Linked DNA regions of Mus musculus: region 1 is linked to region 2. Evidence: chromatin loops called from intact Hi-C (ENCODE). Cell type or tissue: heart. All regions are shown on one strand. Links, peaks and the distances in the headings refer to the core of each region. The heading gives the core; the rest is flanking DNA. Region 1 has its middle 8.4 kb from the start of Gm30235. Region 2 has its middle 3.6 kb from the start of Gm30402.

The links. Peaks named below come from ENCODE experiments on the same cell type or tissue, not always from the same donor. Only the 100,000 strongest peaks of a DNase experiment are listed, where the experiment ranks them.
Region 1: a loop joins it to region 2, with 1.8 times the contacts of the local background. A loop is called at or near these places in 2 of 42 quality-filtered maps.

Annotation. Positions count from the first base shown.
Region 1 is chr3:52,640,039-52,642,950 of GRCm38, reverse strand. No RefSeq gene overlaps it. Among named protein-coding and RNA genes, the nearest start is that of Gm30235, 8.4 kb to the left of the region's middle. In heart, for the core only: no CTCF peak of the experiment used is centred there; DNase peaks (open chromatin) are centred at 920, 1,290, 1,930, 2,240 and 1 weaker place; H3K27ac peaks cover 723 bases.
Region 2 is chr3:52,960,081-52,962,992 of GRCm38, reverse strand. No RefSeq gene overlaps it. Among named protein-coding and RNA genes, the nearest start is that of Gm30402, 3.6 kb to the right of the region's middle. In heart, for the core only: a CTCF peak has its summit at 1,105; no DNase peak of the experiment used is centred there; H3K27ac peaks cover 649 bases.

The DNA.
Region 1 (2,912 bases), core at 177-2,676, 320 kb after region 2:
GGTACTTACCACCGAGATTCAGGTTCGAATCCTGTACAAACCACCCCAATAGACACCGGTGTTCAAGTTGCACAGATGAATTTTGGAGAAAGTAATCACATTTACATATGGAGTCCCTTTCATTGAAAATAAGTAGAACCTCAACGGGAAAAGAGACTAAGGGTGCTCTTCTCCCCGTGGCATTAAGAGAGGCTGCAATAGTGTCGAAGTAGCACCTACTCTGCAGAATCCTTGAAAGGTGTTTCGGGGGAGCAGGGGAGTACGGGCTTAGACAATGTTACTCATTCACTTAGAATACATGGTGATTTAGTTCTATCACTCTGTAGTCTAGATAAGTGTCTGCTCGGTGGACAAGTAATAAATAAATTAAAGATGAGAGCTGGAATTGCTATCATAGGCATGTTAGAGGTCTCTTGAATTCCTAGGGATTTCCTTGGATAGTTTCTACTCAAACCACTGCCAGAATCATATTGAACTGAGGAGGACAAGGCCATAAAGACTGCTAAACTCATTGCCTGCGCTTGAATCACAAAGGGAAAAAGTTGGTATCGGCCCCACATTGCCACCTTGCTTAGTTCCTGCCTACCGACCTCTCTGTGGTAAGGAAACCAAACCCTGGGAACCATGGCCAGGTTTGAAATAGCATCCAGGTTTCTGGGTCTCAGCATCCATGTTTAGTCTGTGAGGTGGCCCCGTCAACAAGACTCTTAAAAGTTTCTGCTACATTTGGGAAGAGTTAACTAGGAAGGAGGGTACCCTGCCTTCCCCCAGGCCTGACAGAAAACCTCTCACTCCCACCCTGGCAGTGGGTGACTGGGGGCTGCGAGGGACACTTCACTTGGAGACCAACTGGCAGCTTGTCAGCTTGGCCTGCTACACAAGTCAGAGGCCTCTAAGGAGGCCTGGAGATGTTTTGGCTCCACACCCAAAAGCACTCTGAGCGTGGGGGCAAGAAGAACCAGCCAGTCTTCCAGAAGGGCCAGTTTCCCAAGAGCAGCAGCATGGGCTGCCAGGTTCAGGGTCATGCAGCCAAAGCCACCAGGAGATGCTCTGAGCTGCATGGTGAGGGAGAGAGAGCTTCCTGATGCTCAGCTTAGATGAATGTGGTCCAAGACAACAAAGGACCTGGCTGCCTTTTACCGCTCCCTTTTCAGGGTAAAAGTTGAGTTTGAAGATTCCACTTGTATAAGAATTAATATGAAAGGAATTCTGAACCCTGTTATGGCATTGTGTTATAATAATGGAATGCTCTCCCCGCCCAATCTGGCTTGCTGTCCCCTGGACCGTGCCAACAACAAGCCAGCTCCACAGTGTGTAAGGGTGGCTGTGGGGACAGCCTCTGGAGCTGAGAGAGAGGCTGCAAAGGCTTCATGATGGTCAAATGGACAGAGTGGATCCAGGGATGCCAGCCACCTTTCTGCATACACATGTGGGCCCAGGAGGACACATGCTTGGGGCTGGGGTGTCTCGTCCCTCTGAGAACTAATGTGGACCCATGTGGCCAGTTTAATGCTTGAAGGCTGCAGCTGAATGACCAGCTCATTGTCCCTGGTGCAATACACAATGGGTTCCAGAAACAGAAAACAAAATGCTCTTTAAGCAGTGAGCTGTGTTCCGGGTGGAAATTAGGAGTCCGGAGCAAAACGATTTTCCTGCGCAAACCAGATGGGGAGGGGATACTGTAGCTGCCCTTTTAATCTGCTTGTTCCCTGGAGTGTAAGGATTTGACAGAGTTTATCTTGAATTTACCAGTTCAGAGAGACATTCTAGTGACCAAAGGGGGAAACATTTATTCTCAAAGTCATCAAAGGCCTGGATGGCTCAGGAAAGAGGAAAGGGTGACAGTCTCTTTTCCACATCCATTGAACTTTGCAAGCTGGGTTGAACTCCCGCTGTACCGTGAGGGATGCCGGTAAGACATGAGAAAGGTCTTCCAGCGGGAGGAAGGTTCAGCCCGCCCTGCAATGTGTCACTGGGAAAGGATGCTACAGCGTTGCCTGGGAGGGACCGTGTCTGATGTGTGTGTGAGGGGCGGAGTCCTGCAGTTCTACAGAAGCCCCTGGCTGCTTAGGCAGTGATAAGGGAGGTTTGTTTATGTTGAGAGTCTTCATAGTTGGGTTCCTATCATTCTGTCTTCTCCCAGAATCTCTCCGTTGGAGACAGCGTACCTTCTTCCATTTCCTTTTGGCCAAGTCTAGTCTCCCCAGGCGCTGCTTAATCTTGCCTTAGGAAATGCCTCTCTGGGTGGCCTCTTCCTTTCCTGCCAGGGCCCAGACCACTCTGAGGATGGAACAATGGCTGTGGAAGATAGGTCTGGTTGAGTGAGCTGCTGTGTGCCCACGTGCACACGTACATTTCTTTTCCTTTTCTCTACAGTATCCGTTCATCTACTAACAGGTTTTAACAGCCAGGCCAATCTTCTTCCACACAGAGCAATGTCAGAAAACCCAGGCAACTCTCAGAGCCAAGAAGGAAGTCATTACCAGTCTCCATGGGTGTATTCTAAGTCCCAGATGTGAAAGAAGGAGGCCTCTCCCCACGGGTTCACAGAGAGCTGGACACTAATTGAAGCCACCCCAAAGCTGAGGGGCTAACCAGATGCACCCGGATGGACAAGCCTACTTCTTCAGATTAAAGGGGAGAAAAAGAACTCCCCCTTGCCCATTTCTACATTACTCTTAGGGCACAAACCAAATGCTTTATTCAACTATGTATCTTTACTGCATGGGAAGACGTTCATTGTGCAGTCGTTAATAACTGCTAGGTGCTGAATAGGCACATGAATAAATTTTCCCCACATTCGACATCAGAAAGGCATTAATAAATTATAAGATGGGGGAAAAAGAAATGAGGGTTAGTAGGTTAGTGTCACTAGTAAGAAGACTGTTGGAAGAGGACATGTCGGCAGGGTT
Region 2 (2,912 bases), core at 151-2,650:
AGAAGCTCCAGGTAACCTAAAATGGATGCAGAACTGTATTGGTTAGGAGAGACCATCTGGGCTACATGCAAAGAACTCCATCTGCTGACATGATGCAGGTGTGGAATGTTGGTTCCCACCTGGAGGATGCTGGGAACCTGTGGATGCCTCATTCTCATGGTCAGACCAGACTCCTCCCTAAATACCATGAGCCATGACTCGATAAGAAATCCTTCCGATATATCTAGGGAAGAAAGCATCAGTAATGTCTAGTTTCCACATGGATGAGTCTTACAGAACAATCTCGGGTAAACGAAGACAAAGCTAGACCCAGACTGGAATAAGAGTCCAAGCAGAGAGTGTCGGAAGCCATACAAACAAACCACAGAGTGAGGAGTCATAGATGGTCAAGGGCTGACACTTTACCCCCATGGAAGCTGAAGCGGGTGACATCCTTCAGGGCAGCTCCTGGATCACGTGCTACGGGGACCAAAACATGCGTTTCTGATCTACCTCTCACCGTCCTTTCTCCTGAGATATGACTGAACTAAGAGTTTGCGTCCTCGTTAAGAGGAGGCGCGGATCTTGAGAGAGCTTCCCAGGTGACGTCTTAGTCTGTGAGTGACAGTTACACAGCTGTGGCCATCGTGGTCATTCGTCAGGCTGTGCATTGACGGCTGGACATTTCTATACGTACAATATAACTCAATCATAAAGTTAAAAATAAGGAGTTGGTGAAAAGGCTCAGCAGCTAAGAGTATGAACTACTTTTGTGGAGGGCTGGGGTTCAGTTCCCAGCTCCCATAAAGATGTTAACAGCCATCTACAACTCAGTTCCAGCGCCCTCTTCTGGGCTCCTCAGGCACTACACACATTTGGGCACAGATATACCTGTAGGAAAACACCCATACACATAAAATATTTTTTAAAAAATAAATCTATTTTTAAATTATAAAAAAGCACAATGATTGACACCACGTATATATTTCTTTTAACTGACCCTCTTTTGATCAATAATTTATTATAGGAAACTGAATAAGTAAATCATAAGAATTACTGATTATACCTTGTTTTTAATGACAGTCTTTGGAGCGTTATGTATTTTCAAACCAAGAAATAATTCTTTTCATTCCTGCAGGTGGAGACAAAGCTGTATCATTCAATCTTAGGCCCTTTGTTAAGAAATGCCTACTTCTCGAATGGAAGTAAATATTGTCTTTGACAAAATCCTGGTTACCCCAAGGTCAGTTTAATGGCATTACTTGGAAATGTAATAAGTGAAAAGACAGTATATTAAAATTCTTTCACTTTCTTCTTTGCTCTCTGTTAAACTCTTAGGGTGACAACCTGTGTCACACTGCTGTTTTTAAAAGATGCTAAAGTTGGCAGTTTTCATGTGTGTGACTCTGAAGAGGACAAAACTTAGATTGTGTGCCAGGTCAGGCTAAGCGAACACAGCCAGACATTCCTTCTTGTAAAACACAGTCTCCAACCAAGACAGGGGATGCTGTACCAGCCAAGAGCCTAGAATCTGTTTCATTTTAATCTCCTGACATCTGAGTATCACTTGTCTTTTGTAAGTGGTAGTGGCCATATATAGCTGCAAAACGAGTTTGACAGAGGAGCCTGACTCCTGGACTTACTGAGAGGGCTTTCCATTACTCTGGGTGAAGCCATTTTGAAAGAAACCTATACTTACAAACTTTGGGCTCAATAAAGTGTGGGCAGGGAAGCAAGCATGGGGTAGCGAGGCTGGACCTAGGGTCAGCTCAATCTAGACACACTGCGTGCGGCTCATTCCAGGTAGGGGAGCTGACATCAAGAAAGTGGAAGAGAGTTCAGTGCTGGTGGAGCTGCCACAGCCATCGAGGTCAGCTGAGTCCATCTGCTCACGTGACTCGGGAGAGTCCTATAAGCAGGTCCCCGGCCGAAACCGCCCACGCTGAGCCTCAGGTGCAGACATAGCTTGTGGGTAACTGCAGAGCGTAAGCAGTTACACTCAGCTGACCGCGGTGGTGGTAACAGCTCCATCAACACTGAAGTCTCTTCCACTTTCTTACTACCTCTTGACTGCTGAATTCGGCTCCCCACTCTTCTTTCCCGTCCCCTTCTTCCCACATGGTTCAGAGTCATGACCACTCTGGACTCTCCCAGTTTTGTCTGCCGCTGGGTAAGCTCTCCCACATATCTATAATAAACCTCCTCCACTATATACCCAGGAGCAGTCGTGTTCTTCTCGTGTCCTTTCCTTTTCTTTTTATTTCTTGTTTTCCATCATCCACCATAGTCTGTCACTTTCTCACAGGACTGAAAGCAATAGATGATCAACCCTTGATTAGAACCTCTGAAACCATGAGCCAAATTAGAATTAGACATCTTTAAAGTTGACCCGTTCCGTTATTGCCCAGTGGTGGCATTGTGGCAAACAGAGCTCATACCGTGTTATTGCTGTGACTACAGCTGACAGTATGAGCTGGGAGCCTGTGGGGACTTCTGAACACCCAGGCAAGAGCAAGCCTAAGATACTTTTAAGCCACTAAGTCACGAACATTCCCGTGGGAGCCCAGAAAACTGCGATACTGAACTGCTCTGAGCTCCCTCTGCTCCAGGTCCGTGTCGCTCACTTGGAGTCCTCCCCTACCATGGCCATGGGTGTGTAGATGGGCGCCATCTGCCCCAGCAATGAGCTCACCTGTGTAAAGCTCACAGTCCTGCCTGGTGCACAGCACCGGGAAACATGAAGATGGAAAGAGATATGATTCCTTCTGCAATAGAAACAGGCCATTTTGCTTTATGTTACGCAAGTAGGAAGCCATTTGAGGACGGAGGGGTATCTCCAGATGAATATGGGTCAGAGATCTAAGCTGGCGATCTCTCTAGACTATATCAATGGAGCCACTGGGCACCCATGCATGGATGAAACCCTCTGTCTT